Linked DNA regions of Mus musculus: region 2 is linked to region 1. Evidence: chromatin loops called from intact Hi-C (ENCODE). Cell type or tissue: heart. All regions are shown on one strand.

Region 1 (8,000 bases):
GGGCAGCAGGGAATCAGAGAGAGGAGGAAGGGAGAGACAGGAATGAAGGAAGAGAGAAAACAGAAGACTCACGGAGGGAGGGGGTGCGGCATGGAGTTAGAAATAAGAGCCGGAGGATCAGAGAGGGGTGGAGACAGGCGAGGAGAACCTATGGCTTTCTCTGCTGACAGACCTAGTCTTTTCACATGGCTTCAGCCACGTGGGGCAGTGTGAGGCACCCAGATACCTGGAAGCCAGGTGACAGAGCATCTGTGGCTCCACCTCCACAGGAGACTGAGGGAAGCCCTAAAGCCCTGTAGGCAGAGTCTCCCCTGCCACCTGCCCATCTCACTCTGCTCCTCAGCTGGCTAACTCCACAGTGGGCAAAGACAAATCCTAAATGCCAGAGTGGGGTTTGGGGCAGGGGAATGAAAGGGTTGAATAAGCCTGAAGCCTGCAGAAGCATCTGCAATGTCTCTCATGTCAGGGATCAGTTATTGAGTACCTTCTGTATGCACAGCAGTGCAACCCCAAAGCACAGACTCACAGGTATGCATTCAGTGGGGACATCAGGGTTTTAGGACCAGACCTCCACCACATGTAAGAACTGCCAGTGGGCGGCTGACACAGCCACAGTGACCTGGACAGAAAAGCATGTGTATGGTGGGAGGTGGCCCCCCAGAGTGCAGGACAGACAGCATGGGGCAGGCCCTCCTTCCCAGCAGCCAACCTTGGTGGTCTAGAGAGAAGTGGGGAACTGAATGTATGAAGAGGGACCTGGATGTAAGCAGAGTGCTGGAAGGTACCTCAAAGATAGAAGTGGGGCTGTCCCCAGAAATAGTGCCCATCATCCCTAGGCATGTCATGCTGGGGCTGCCTTATTCTTATGAGACGCTCTGCAGGAACAGATGGGGACTCTAGTTCTCAGGAAAGTTGAGTGGCTGCCCGAGTCCAATCTCACCTCTTCAAAACACCACTCCCACCCCTCTAGTGGCTTCAACTAGTCTTCTCCTAATAGCTCTGACTCAGTGGAGCCCCAGTTGGCACTGGACAGGGAATGACTCTGTGATCCATGTTATAGTCCTGTTTCCTCTCTCCCTCTAGGCAGCTGGGGTGGCATCCTGCCCAGGACTCTGCATACCCTGCCAGCAGCTCACAAGCAGTGCAACTGTGGGCCATTCACCCTTGTGTCTGCCCCAGTGCTTGATGGGAGCTGAACAGGTACAGATTGGTCAGGATGAGTTCCTTGGGTGCACCCCAGAGCCAGGTTCACTACACTACCTGCCACACCTGTGTGCACATCCCAAGCCTCTTAGGACTGACACGCTGTAGTCCTGACTCCTCCCCTAGGCTCTGGGGAGTCTCAGGAGCTTTACAAAGCCACCCTTCCCATCCTGGGGATGTCAGGAGGGCAGAGAACAGGGGGCATCTGTTTCTGGATGATCAGCTGTGTCAGCACAGAACCTCTGAGTGATCTGGTTTGTGCACTCAGCTCACCTCTCTGTTAAACGTTGGGTAGAAACAAACGCAACACGGTCAGGTACCCAGAAACCTTTCCAATACAAGACTCTTTTCTTTGGGCAGTCTCTCTGAGTAGTCATGAGCCACCCGGCTGCTCCCAGCCCCGTGGACGACTTGCAGGGACTCTTTTTTGTCCCTCTGAGGCTTAGGAGGAACCTGAATCAGAGAGTCCAAAGCCGGTCGTTGCTCCAGACCCTAGTCTAGCTTCCAGGAGGTCCAGGACAATCCAATACCCTTCCTCATCCTTCGTGGACTGGTGGCAGAGGTGGGCAAGAGAGTGTGGCTCAGAGGCCCCACACACTGGCCACTTGAGTTCAGGAAACCATGGTAGCAAGGAAACATTGCAGGAAATGCTCCAAAGCTCAAGGGACGCTAGGATAGGTTAAAGGACCCCTGATCATTCTTGCTTGAGGTTTTATCTAGGGAGGGTAACTGCCTCTTCCTCTTGAGTCTCAGTTTCCTCCTTTTAAAGTGGACTGTCTCTTGGTCTAAAAGAAAGCTCCCAGGGACAAACGGAGCACACAAGAGCTCAATAAATCCACTTTCCTACGCTATGTAAGGGGCTAAAGACCACCAGAGGTAGTAGGCTAGGCATCTAGTGAGCTTAATGCTCTACGTGTATAAAGCATCTCAGCACGTAGAGGGTACAGTTTAAGTTTCCTTTGTCATAAAATGCCAGCGTCACCGAGCTTGCGTCCCTCTACTGAGCCGGCTGCCCCACTCCACCTAGCTACCTCTCCTGTTCTATTGGGATGTCTCCCTTACCTGAGAACAGCGGGACGGACCCCGAGCACGGCTTGGAGGGCTCCCTGGAAGCTCCTGGAGGTGCGGGGAGCCGCCTGCCGCTCCGACCGCTGAGTCTCCCGGCGTCTGCGGGGGCTCCAGGGTCACTGCGTACGGATCCTCCTGCGCGCGGCGCCCGGAGCTGGGCTGAGCGCGACAGGGCGAGGAGGCCCGCGGATCAGGGGATGATGACCCATGGGTGGGCTCCGAGGGCTCGGCGGGGCTGGGGCGCTGGGCTGGCTCCGGCTCGCCGCCGGCGGCCCTGCCCTGCCCCGACAGGGGGGACTCCGGTTGAGCCAGGTGCTCGAAGGTTTGGGGACGTCCAGTACGGGGTGCCCCCGCCTGGAGCTCCGCGCTGAAGGGGAAGGGGCACGACTCCGGGGATATAGAAGCGAACCCCGGAGACTCAGGAGGACTTTTGGGGGTGACGATCGGCCTACGAACCCGCCTGGCAGCTTACGTTACCTCCTTCTCTGGACGCAAAGCGGGTGGCCGCGTGCAGGGTAGAGGGGTTTGTGCGCCGGGCCGTCCTTCCCGGCTGCCCTCAGTCGGGCAGCCGACCCTCGCGGAAAGGACCGCCGCTTGCTCCTCGCCCGACGCCGCTAGCTGCGCTCAGCGCGCAAGTGGGAGGGGGCCTCGAACGCCGCCCCGAAGCTCAGCAGCTCCAACTTCGCCTGAAGCCCACGTCGCTCCGCACTGTGCCTCCTCTCCCCAAGCGAGGAGAAGTTTCTTAGGGTGGGTTCCTCCCTCGTGCTCTCCCGGTGGCTCAAGCTCGGGCTCCAGATGCGCAACCTACGCCTACCTCGGGCCCTGGCGCGCGCTACGTCCCGAGCCCACCTGCCCAGCGCCGCCGCCTGGGCTCTGCCGCCTGCACCCCGCCCCCGCCATGAGCAGCCAATCAGCGGCGGGTCCCGCGGCCAGGTCCCGCCTCCGCCCCACCCCAGTCTAGGAGCCGCGGCAATCTGCGGCTACGCGTGCCCGGGCGCGTGGGGCTGGGGCCGCGGGGGAGGAGGGCTATCCCGAGGCTTCGGCCACGCGCACCGTGACCGGAAGACCGTAAGGCACGGGCCTGGGAGGCTGACACTGAGCACGCACTCGCCCGCAAGCCAGCCCAAACTGTGGGAACCCGCTCCTGACCTCCCAACCTCGCCCTGAGCGAACCTCCACCCCCTCCGATGCCCACCTACGTTCGCCGGGAGCCCGGTCCAGGCCGCGGCTTCCATTGCGAACGCTTGGCCTGCGGAGCACATGGGCGGCACACGTGCAGCCACGAGGGGCCCTGAATCACCTTGGGTAATGGAAGCAGCTCAGAGTGAACTCTATGGAGAGACCTCCTCTGGCTTGGTGGGACCTAGTCTTCCCGTCCCTGACAGAGCCAGAGCGTGCTATCCTAGGGAGCGCTTTGAACCAAGCCAGACATCAGGCGTTCTTGCTTCCACGGGCCACATATTTCTTAATGTTTTCTTTAATCCAAGACCCGCTACCCCCAACACATTTTTCAGTCTCATTAATGTCATTGCCTTACATGGGAAGCCTGTGTCCCAGGCCATAAATAGAAGGTTAGTATAAAACAAGCCCGAAAACAAAGCAAGGCCTCTGAACTGCAGCTGGAGCCTGCCTTTATCCAGGGAGATGTGCGGGCGAGGCTTGGAAGGGGTGGAAGTTCTTTCGCCCAAAGCAGACATTTTTCTACGGACTCCTTTAGGTGGACCAGAAAGAAGTAGGTGCTGTGTTCCCTTCAATTCCTGGTCCTGCGCATAGGGAATGTCTCCTTTGTGGGACAGCCTTCTCTGGGAGCTGTGTGTGTCATAGGCAGGAAAGCCTGGGTGAGAGCTCTGTGCTCCAGTTCTGTCGCTCACCACCCAAATGTTCCTCCCTGGACCAGTTGTGGAAGTCTCTGGTCCATGCTTGGGTTATTTTTGAATGAGCATCAATACTGCCAAGTCCATTGAGTAACAAAATCGTTAACATGGCCTTGGGCTTAAAACACAGGAAATGGGTTGCTCATCAAACATTAAAGTATCTTGACATCCTCCAGGAATACTATATGAGAGAAGATGCATCGGGATGGGGGAGGGGCCAGGAAGAGGTGGTTTGCCGGTCCCCTTGGGCCGGGGTTTAAGGCCTAAGTCTAGGCTTCAATGTAGCTAAGAGACTTGCCCAAGGTCACCAGTAGCAAACAAATGGCAAAATCCTAGTCCTGTGCCCTTTCCCAAACCAGACTTGACTTCTAGGAACTAGCTTTAGCCCGGAGAGTTTGCACTGGGCCTGACGCACAGAGCCTGTGAGCTTGGCAGCAGGAGGCAGCCAGAGCAGGGTGCCTCAGCTGGAAGGCTGCAGCTGGGAGGACTCAGGCCACCAAGCAACTTTCCACCCTCCACTTGGGAGTGTGGCAGGTGGCCAGCTCTGAGCTGGCACAGGAACCCAATCCTTGGGCTTTCAGCCAAGTCCTCCTCGATGAGTGGGTCACACCCCAGTGACCAGATCCAGATCCACATTGGGCTGGCAATGCACATGTTGTTGCCTGGCCCTGGGGACCCACCTGACCCTGCTTCAGCCTGGTTTAAAAAAAAAAAAAAAAATTAGCTCAGCTACCAGGCAGGTGCACAGAAATCTTCCACATCCAGGAACACTTCATGGAGCCCACCAACATGTACCCAAGTTCGTCCCCTTCCCTACACTCAGGTCTCTCCGGATGGACCACGTGTTGAAGCCTCCTCCTCCTTTGTACTCCCTAAGGCTCCCTCTCTTCCCTGAACCTAAAACTTCTTTTTAACACATACACACTTTAAATTTATTTATTCTTCTCTCATACAATACATTCCAAATACAGTCTCACCTCCCACCAAACCTCTCTACCCCCCTCCGCATCACTCCTCTTCCCCCCCCCCCCAATCTACTGTTCCTCCATTTCCCTTGAGAAAAGAGCAGGCTTCCCAGTGATATAACCAAGCATGACATAACAAGATGCAATAAAACTAGGCACAAACTGTCATATCCAGGTTGGGCAAGACTACCCAGTAGGAGGGAAAGTCACAAGAGCAGACATAAGTCAGAGACACCCCACTCCTATTGTTAGGGTCCCACGCTAAACAACCCCAGCATGTATGCAGAGGACCTACTGCCAACTCCTGACTTGTCACTCCAGTATCTGTGAGCCCCTATGAGTCCTGCTTAATTCATTCTGTGGGCCATGCTAAAACCTTTTCTTAAAACTCCACCCTTGCTCAAGGATTTTTCCAGAGCTCCTCATTACCTGAGATATTAAATCTAAGCCTCTCCACCTGACCCACAAGACAAATCTCATTACTCCCATGTTCCTAAAAAGAAGCAGGGTGTCACTATTGCAAGCTTTGTGTGCATGGGTCCCCACCATCACTATAACACTTTCCCAAGGTTGAACACTACACATCCTTCAAAGCACACTCCCAAAGGGTTTCACCCACACTGCTTTCTTCCAGTATTTCCGATGGTCTGAACCTCCTGGTCCTCTTAACCCCATCCCCATCAACATCTGACCTTTTCTTGAGCAGAGAGGGGGTTTGGAAGAGTCTTTAGGTTTGTTTGTTTGTTTGTTTGTTTGTTTGTTTGTTTGTTTGTTTTAAGACAGTGTCTCTCTATGAAGTCCTAGCTGGCCTAGAACTCACAGAGAGATGCCTGCCTCTGCTTCCTGAATTCTTGAACCAATGGCTGCACCACCACACCTGGTGATACCAGATTCTTTAAACCTCTGGAGTAGGTGTTAAAATAGTAGTGACTTCATGGGATTGGATTAGAATAAACCATAGAATGGTCTGCACCAGTCTGACTTCCTTATAAACTAAGTATCTTTCTACATTTTGGACACATGCCTCATCTCCAACTCACACACACACACACATACACACACACACACACACACACACACACACACACACACACACACACATGCACACACAGCTCCACAGCTAATTTAACTGTTCTGGCATTGGACAAATCCCCCAATGATCCCAGCACATAGCCAGCACAGCCAGGTTTGCTGGAGCAGCCTTTCTTAAGATGCAGAAACCTGGACCAGTTGGGCATTGCTGGAGATGAAGAATCCAGTCCCATACACCTGCCTACTGTGAGGTACCTGCCCTCCTGAGGTCTTGGATATATGTTCCAGACTGAGAACCTCTGGTCGGGCAGAACCACAATGCCTTGGAGGCCACTCAGCCCAGCCTTCTTGTTGTGCAAAGACCTTGTTTGTAGTTTAACCCAGTTCATCACCTGCTGAGAGCTAACTTCTGAGAGCAGAGCTGACTCCCAGCACAGTGCTCCTTCCCACTGAGGGCACAGTCTTCTTGCTGGACAGCCATATGGACAGCCATTCCTCCTGGCTAGGCATATGAAGCAGTTTTGAACTTGGGCAAAGGTAGATAAATTGGTGATCACAGTTCTGGGTCAGATGTCAGTACAAAGAGCAATGACTGGTGGACTGGCTGTGCAGCCTTGTAGGTCCTTCACACATTCCCAGAGTGGAGGACAAATGGCAGAGGAATGCCCTGCACCAGGAAGCAACAGGAAAGCCATGCACCCTCCCTTCTATTCCAACTGACTGCATAGTGAACCTTTCCAGCCCCCATGAGTCTCATGGTCCCTACAAACTCCAACTCATCAGGATCCCAGCAAGACAACATTGCTGTGTACCCCTTGAGTCAGCTATTTAACCTCCCTAGTCGTCACTTCCTACCCTGTATGCTGCCTGTTGCCTGTGCTACTGATCTGTAGTTCCAGAGACTTGTGGGATCTCTGCACCTGGCTTTTGCATGGAGGACTCCTGATAGGGAACAGTGTTTCCTCCCCTCTGTGCTGAGGAGCTCTGTTTATGACTTCCCTTACTTTGGGGCACACCTTTACCATCAGAACCCCAGTCACTTGTCCCTGAAACACTTGGGGACAGTGTGCATTGTTCTCCTAAGCTTGCTGTCAGAATGCCTGGTATCTGGAGTCACTGTCCACACAGATGAGGATCTGACACACACCTCATCTTGAGAGCAGAGGGTATATGTTTTTTGGAAGCATGCAGGAATAGCTGAATAAGTAGACAGCCAGCAGCTTCCTCCTCTGTCCAGCAAGCAAGGTGGACCACATGCATCTGGGCCCTATCTTGGTCTTCATGAATGAATCCCACTACACTCAATGTAGATGTTTTCCGGCCTCTCTGTAACTTCTGCACAAGGCAGAAAAAGGCCTCATCTTGAACAAAGGCAGCCCCACTTTGAGGCTCGCAGCTTTGACAGGACACAAGCCAAACCAGCATTCTGCCCCGGGTGCTGCTGTCCATGTGGCTCTTGGTGCCACCTAGCCACCTAGCCACCTAGCCAGACCCCCATAACCAGACAATGCTTATGACCTAACAATAGCCCAGCCCTAAAAACTCTGCTAGCCAGCTGAGCTGTCAGCCTGCCCCTCTTGTCTACAGACTAGGCAACCATAAGTTCTTAGTTCCAGAGAGACCGCAGTGTCTCACTTACTGGGTACCTTGGTGGCCAGCCCCAGGCTCAGCCCACCTGTAGTGTCATTACCTGTAAGCAGTGGGACAGAGGGTAGCCTTGTGCTCCCCATCACCATTTCCAGCCCTTTCTTTTATCTTTCAGAGTCAGCTCTAGCAGAAAAGGTATAAACTTGATGAGCAAACATATCTGGGTTCAAGTCCAGCCTCTGCTTCTCATCCTGCCTTGCCCTACCTAAGT
Region 2 (8,000 bases), 140 kb after region 1:
AAATGAGTTACTTACTTCTAACTTATTTTTCTGCCAGTGAAATAAGTCAACTCAAGGCAGATTAAAATATATATAAATGCAGGTTTATTGGGAAACTGCTCTAGGGTGGGCACGTTCATTGGCCCCAAGGAAGGAGGCCAAGGAAGTAGCCATGGGAAGGGAGACAGAGGGGAGAGGAAAGAGAAAGAGAGAAAACGCTAGACTCAGCAGCAAAATTGAAGCAGAGATTTTCAACGTTGCAAGTCAGATGTCAACCTCAAGAAAAGGCAAAATATTCCTAGGACTTGAGAGGCAGAGGCAATCAGATCTCTGAGTTGAGGCCAGTTTGGTCTTCAGAGGGAGTTCCAGGACAGCCAAGGCTATACAGAGATATACCCTATCTTGGAAAAAAATTAAAATAACAGAGAGAGAGAGAGAACTGGCAGCAAGTTAGCACAAAACAATATGTTGTTTTGTTTTTGTTTGTTTGTTTGTTTTGAGACAGGGTTTCTCTGTATAGCCCTGGCTATCCTGGAACTTACTCTGTAGACCAGGCTGACTTTGAACTCAGAGATCCTATAACTCTGCCTCCCAAGTGCTGAGGTTAAAGGCATGCACCTCCACGGTCCTCAAAATAATGATTTTTATAGTTCCAAATCACAAAAAATTCTTACCCTCTTTCCCCCATAAACTGACGTTCCAGAGTGTGAGTGACAGTCTCTCCTGCTCATTATCCAGCATAGTCCCCATCTGAAATCCCCTTTCTTCCTGGGGCCCCAGTTCTCTACCTTCCTTTTAGAGGGCTCGCTTGTGTAGCATACTGTAACTTTTCAACTCTATCCAAAGCAAATAGCTTCCTGTTGCTGGGGATGCGAGCTCTAGTGCCCCTGCTACTGTTACTGATTGAAGAACTGTAAATGCACACCACCCTGAAAGCCAGAACGACTGATTTCCTACACCCTGATGGGACTCACATGCCTCTATCAAAAAAGTAGCTGGACTTCAGCTCCAATAGATTTTTTTTAAAGGTGTTTTAACAGTTTATTTTGAAGTCTCTTAAAAAAACAAAGTAAAAGACAATCTGAGAAAAAAATTGCACAGATGATACTCATTAAATAAGCATGATGACTAAATCAGACAGGGATATACTCTCTCCTGAAACTCCAGAAGTGAGTTCTGTGGTCCTGATGGTTCTTAGACTTCCAGAGTGGGGAGGGGAATCGTGGCAATTAAAGCTGCTGCCTTGTAATCATGTAAGTCTACAGTAGCAACCAAATGTTTCTTTTCTTCCCAAGAAACCAATTTCAATCTTCAAACTGTGCCTTGTCTTTTAAAGATAAGATGCTGGAAACTCGATGGGATGTGGTGGTCTTCCCTTCGTGAGCACAGCAAGTCCCCGGAATAAGATAGACACAACTGTCTGGTCCAGGTAGGCACGGGTGAGCAAGGACTGTAGATCCTTCTGCTTCAATGACTTTTCTGCATTAATCTTCTCATTTTCGACTATTCTCTCAACGCTGTCTGTGAGCCTGTACTCAGAGTTGTGGGAAGCCACATACGCCATTACAAGGTGGCGCTGGCTACCGCTGGCCACCTCGCATAAGTCTGGGTAAACAACCAATGTGTACATATGCAGTAAAGTTTTTCACCAAGTCACTGCCTGGCCTGGGTATGATAATAAGGCTCTGCAAGGTACTAAGAGAGAATAACCAATCAGATGAGAGACATGCAAATGAGGTATGATAATGAGGCTCAGTGAGGTACTGAGAGAGAATAACCAATCAGATGAGGAACATGCAAATGAGGTAGAATGCATAACTAATCCGGGTGTGAGACACGCCTCTCCTAGGCCTATATAAGCAGCACCAGTTCTGGGCTCCGGGTCTTCTTGCCTACGCAGTAAATGCTCTCCCAATAAACGTGTTGCAGAAGGATCCTATTGTGGCATCTGCTTTGCTGGCGAGTCGGGCGCTCACACACAGTGAGGGTTTTCTGCAACCTGTGTCTGTCCCTCCAGCATCTGCTCTGACTCCATGGCAGACCCTGCAAACTGCAATCAACCAGATACCAGTCTTCCCCAATGCTATTGGTTCCCTAAGCGCCCTGCATGGCGCTGCCGACTCCCAGGGCGAACCGCTTCAGCTGTAAGTACAACAGATTCTTGCCAAGGTCTCACGTAGTTCAGCTGGCCTTGAGAACCCTGAAAAGCCAAGAATGGCCTTGAGTTTCTTATCTTCCAGTCTCTATCAAAGCCAGGTCTGCATCCCTAGTCCCTATTTACAATCTCTAATAAAAACATTAGAAATTAGAAATTAGAAATCTTTCATATAAGATAATAGATTGAACTAAAGAACGAAACAAGCCGGTCGGTGGTGACACCTTTATTTTTTTTTTTGTTTTCTACTTTTTGGTTTTTCGAGTTGGAAGTCAGCCTGATCTACAGGACAGTCAGGGCTACATGGAGAAACCCTGTTTTGGAAAGGAAAGGAGGGAGGAAGGAGGGAGGAGAGAGAGAGAGAAAGAGAGATTGAGAGAGAGCAAGTGCAAATGAGTATCTTCTAAAGGCTGGTAGTTTGAGGTTTGAGGCCTCTGGACTAGGCCATACCTTATGTTCTCTAGTTGGCTGTGCCCATGGGGTGTGGGTTCTGTAGGTGATGGCCTCAGTTACTAACAACTCCAGTCATCTCACCTCTTCTTTTCTGTCACCTGACATTCCCTAGAGGCCAAGGCAGCATGGGGCTTGCATCATCCTGTGATTTTGCTGTCCAGGAGGTCAGGCAGGTCATCAGGGCCAATATCCAGCAGATCAGCTGGCCTTTGTGGGGACAGGAGCCCTCAGTTTCTATCAATTCATTTACCAGTTGCACTCACTTGTTTCCCGACTGTCCCTGTGTCTATGGGGTCAAGGACAGTGACTTTTCTGTAGGTACATTCCTAGCACCCATCTCAGGATCACAGCACAGAGGGTGGGGCAGGGAACAGAGGCACATTTGTAGCTGTTGTGAACATAGATGGCAGGACTGAGAACAGAGAAGAGGTGGGACAGGTCTGCTCTCTTTGCCCACAGCCTGTAGTGCTGGGGATGGAACCAAGGGCCTTGCCTCTCCTGCTTGCAAGCAAGGCAAGCACTCCTCTTCCATACCACACCCCTAGCCTTCTGTCAGCCCAGAAGCCTTTATTTTTTTCTCCAACTATCCACATGGACAATAGATTCAGGGATGGTAACGGCAGAGTCATACATATCTAAGGTAGAGTAATCTGTCTTATGATCTCTCTATTCATCTTGTTATTATAATCACAGAGAATTCCATGATGGGTGAATGTCAGGTCAGAGTGTCAGGAATGACTTGACTGGAAGAGGTGACACAGTGAAGAACAGGTGAGATAATTCGTGGGGAAGCGTGTTCTTCAGGGCACAGCAAACATCTTGTTCAGAGGCTACAGAGTCAGACCATGGGACTCTGAGGTGTGTGTGTGTGTGTGTGTATGTGTGTGTGTGTGTGTGTGTGTGTGTGTGTGTGTGGTGTAGAAACAGCTTGTATTCTGGGTGTTTCTGGGCACAGACCCAGGAGCTTTGGCCAGGCCAGAAAGTGAGTCTTTAACTGGAGTGAGGATTTGATTTTTGTTGAGGTTTGAGGATGCTAGTTATTTTAAACATGGTCACAGTAAGTTAGATGGCTCAGCTTGTAAAAGTTCCTGCTGCCAAGCTCCAGGACTTGAGATAACCTGAATTTGATCCCTGGGATTCACACAATGGAAGGAGAGAACTGAAAACTGTCCTCTGACCTCCCTTAGCAAGCATGCACACATATATACATGTAAACAGACAAACAAATAAATGTAATTTAAAAACTAAACAAAACTCATCCAGGGGTTGAAGAGATAGCTCAGCTATGAGAAATTACCCTGTACTCCCCAGAGGGCACAGTTCCGTTCCCAGTATCTTGATCCTACATCAAGTGGCTCACAACCACCTGTTTAACTCTAGCTCCAGGAAATCAAATGCCCTCTTCAAACATGCACTACGCTCACATGCACATATCTGTACACATACACACTTAATTAAAAAATTAAAGTCGGGCGTGGTGGTGCATGCCTTTAATCCCAGCAATTGGGAAGCAGAGGCAGGTGGATTTCTGAGTTCAAGGCCAGCCTGGTCTACAGAGTGAGTTCCAGGACAGCCAGAGCAATACAGAGAAACCCTGTCTCAAAAAACCAATAAAATAAAATAAAATAAGGGACTGGAGAGATGGCTCAGAGCACTGCTTTTCCAGAGGTTCTGAGTTTAATTCCCAGCAGCCACATGGTGGCTCACAACCATCTGTAATGGGATACAATGCCCTCTTCTGGTGTGTCTGAAGACAGAACACTTATATAAATAAATATATAAATAAATTAGTATTTTTAAAAAATTAAAATAAACATGTACCAATAAAATATTTTTAAGAGCCTTCTGGCCGTGTGGAAGCCCCCATCTTGGGGAGGGCAGTGCCCAGGCTCTGGGGGGAGGGGGTACTTCTGCTCTCACCACGGAGTCCAGGAGCCTCCGTCCTTCACAGCCTTCCTCCTCTGCGCTGTGCTGACTCAGGCATGAAGTGTCACTCCTTCTCCAGTTCTACAAAGTGACACTCTTGGCAAATACTTGTAGGCAGAAGATCTGGGTCCAATTGACAGTAAGCTACCTGGAAAGAAGTATAACATGGTACCTTGGGTTCTTTTGGATGGCTTTGGTTTCCTCTCCCATCCATCAGCTCCTGGGCCTTGAGACGATTTGTCTGGTCTTAGCTTGCTGGTGTTCTTCTGGGATAGTGTGGACAGTGCCCCTTTCCCAGCAAGAGCTTCAGCTCTTCCTTCTTTGAACTTAAAGATTCTACAGCGTGATTCACAACTTGAACCGACTTGGTTCCATGTTTTCTCGTCACTTCCTGGATATAGCCAGCCATTCCCTAGCCTTTTGCATGCTTTGTTACAGCTCAGACAATGCCACTCACTTTCTTGTCCCTTATGCAGGAAAGGGTCTAGCCTCGGCCTAACAGGGTAGTACGTGTCTGTGAACCAGCTTAGGAGTTAGAAGAGAAAGGATCAAGAGTTTAGACCAGCTACACAATCATTTAAGGCTAGCTTTTGCTACATGAGATCATGTCAAAAAAACAAAAACAAAAACAAAAACAAAAAAAAAAACCAAAAAAAACAAAAAAACGCCAGAAAGTCTCTGAACTCACATGGTAGACAGAGAGAACCGATTCCTCTAAGTTCTTTTTTGACCTCACATGCTCATTTGTGGAATATGTTCACACTCTCAGATTGTGTGTGTGTGTTTGCAAGCATTTAATGTAAAATAACAACAACAACAACAACAACAACAACAATACTGTTTAAAAAATACAGGGGCAGGAGCTATAGCTCAACTGTTAAGAGCACTGACTGCTCATCAAGAGGACCAAGGTTGAATTCTAGGCACCCACATGGCATGCAGCTTACAACCATGTATAACCTAGTCCCAGAAGAACACATGCTCACTTCTGGCCTCCATGAGCACTGTATGTAAGTAGTGCACAGACGTTCATCAGGCAAAACCACCCATACACATAAAAAGAAGATTTTTTAAAAATTCAGCTTCTAGGGTGGAGAGATGACTTGAAAGTATCTTTTGCTCTTACAGAAGACCCAGCTTCAGCTCCCAGCACCCACACCAGTGGCTCACTAACAGCTGCAAAGCCAGTTCCAGGAGTTTTAATGTACACATGAACTCACAAAGACACACATGCATATACATAAATAGAAATAATACATCTTTTTTTGTTGTTGTTATTTGCTTTTTGTTTTTCAAGACAGTTTCTCTGTGTATCCTTGGCTGTACTGGACTTGCTTTGTAGACAAGGCTGGTATCAATTCACAGAGATCCACCTGCCTCTGCTTCCCTAGTGCTGGGATTGAAGGTGTGCACCACCATGCCTAGCCCAATATAATCTTTAAAAAGCCACACCTTGAAAGTTTAACCTCAGATCTTATGAACACCCTCTTCTTGTGCTTATGTAGCACTGTAGGCTATGCCAAGAGGACTCCTGCTGGCTGGAGCATGTGTGGGGCGGTGTGCCTGTGCACTGCATGTATGATGGCAGTATGCCACATGGACCAAGGCTGAGTAAGGAGGAGCCTGATAGAAGAGGAGGGCTGGAATGCATCCCTATCCTTAGCTACATTCTGTCTCCTCTAGGTCTTTGCTCTTTGACAAAGTGCAGGTGCTTGCTTTTGCTAGCTGGACCTAGAGGACAGGCTCCTACACAACAGTGACTGAGGAGGGGGTCAAGGCATGGGTGCCAGGAGGGGATAGCAGGGACAGTGGCAGTAAACTGACGAGTGAAAGGTACCAGCTCAGCACTTTACAAAGCCAGGAGCAAAGCCTTCAAGGACAGAGCAGGACTAGGGTTTCATGAATAAACACGCCCATGAAGCTGAGGCCGAGGTTGGCACGAGTGTTTCAAAGCATGTGGCCCAGTGAGTCTGGTTATCCTCGACTTCTGTCCTTTTGGGTCAGGGGGTTTGCCTCAACCAGCAGGGCTGCACAGATGGAAACTGGCCAGCTAGAGCATCTTCGATACTGGACTGAGTCTGATTACTGGTGTGCAAAAAGGGAGAAATAGGAACTGCTCAACATATTGCAAAGTATCATGTAGACACAAGCACAGAAGTGATTATCTATACACACATATGAATATCAATGCAGTCACAAAGTGGTGGTCCCAGCCTCCATGCAGCCCTGGTGGGAGCTGCCTCTTCCCAAAGCCAGGCTGAGATAGTGGTTTAGGTAGAAATCTGAGATCATAGGTTGCCTGACTCCTGATTTTTGTGTACCTCCCTTCCAAAGACTGCATCAGAGACACAAAGTTAGAAATAAAAATAGAGACCATTTATTTAAAAAAGTCAAACAGCCAGGCACGTAGTGTACACCTTTAATTCCAGGACTCAGGAGGCAGAGACAGGAGGATTTCTGAGTTTGAGGCAAACCTGGTCTACAGAGTGAGTTCCAGGACAGCCAGGGCTACACAGAGAAACCCTGTCTCAAAAAACAAACAAACAAACAAAATTTATATGTATGTGTTTTGTTTATATTATGTCTGGGTACCATGTACTCACAGAGGCCCAAAGAAAGCTCCAAATTCCCTGGAACTGGAGCTAGAGACAGTTATAAGCTACCATGTGGATGCTGGGAATTGAGCCTCCGTCCTTTGTCACATGCAACTGTGGGGATTGAGATGCAGGGTGGCTTCGGGCAGGGGCAGCGTACAGATAGGCTAATCCAGCGAGGGGAGGATAGGGCTCCAGGTGGATGGCAGTGAAGTCTGCTTGCTCACTGCTAGGTGCAGCTTTTTTTTTTTTTTTTTTTTTTTTTTCGAGATAGGGTTTCTCTGTATAGCCCTGGCTGTCCTGGAACTCACTTTGTAGACCAGGCTGGCCTTGAACTCAGAAATCCGCCTGCTTCTGCCTCCCGAGTGCTGGGATTAAAGGCCTGCGCCACCACGCCCGGCTTTTTAAAAGATTTATTTATTAATTATATGTCAGTACACTGTAGCTGTCTTCAGACACCCCAGAAGAGGGCACCAGATCTCACTACAGATGGTTGTGAGCCACCATGTGGTTACTGGAATTTGAACTCAGGACCTTCAGAAGAACAGTCAGTGCTCTTAACCACTGTGCCATCTCTCCAGCCCCCTAGGTGCAGCTTTTAAATGGGTAGGGAGTCCTAGGGAGCAGGTAGAAGCCCCAGTCAGACTCCCTGGATCTGAGTCCTTTCTCTCTCCTATTCTGCTCTGACCTCATGGCTGGTTCTTGGTAGGTTCCCATGTCTCTGGAGATGGGCTAAGTATGATCTGTCAGTCATTGTCAATCTCCATGAGGACTGGTGGAGGCAGGTCCTATATGCCACTGCTCTGTACAGTTGAAGGAACCTGTGTGTGCTAGCCATGAGCATGATGTCTTTCCAAATGCATATGTTGAAGTCCTTAGGACCTCACAGTGTG

The links. Peaks named below come from ENCODE experiments on the same cell type or tissue, not always from the same donor. Only the 100,000 strongest peaks of a DNase experiment are listed, where the experiment ranks them.
Region 2: a loop joins it to region 1, with 6 times the contacts of the local background. A loop is called at or near these places in 30 of 42 quality-filtered maps.

What each region holds. Positions count from the first base shown.
Region 1 is chr8:75,208,344-75,216,343 of GRCm38, reverse strand. Rasd2 (RASD family, member 2) reads right to left here and starts at 2,400. Exons shown (of 3, transcript NM_029182.1): 1 at 2,266-2,400. In heart, no CTCF peak of the experiment used is centred here; DNase peaks (open chromatin) are centred at 1,093, 2,433, 3,203 and 4,693; H3K4me3 peaks cover 1,627 bases; H3K27ac peaks cover 1,014 bases; H3K27me3 peaks cover 6,759 bases.
Region 2 is chr8:75,073,155-75,081,154 of GRCm38, reverse strand. It overlaps the pseudogene Gm2059. Among named protein-coding and RNA genes, the nearest start is that of Hmox1, 16 kb to the left of the region's middle. In heart, no CTCF peak of the experiment used is centred here; no DNase peak of the experiment used is centred here.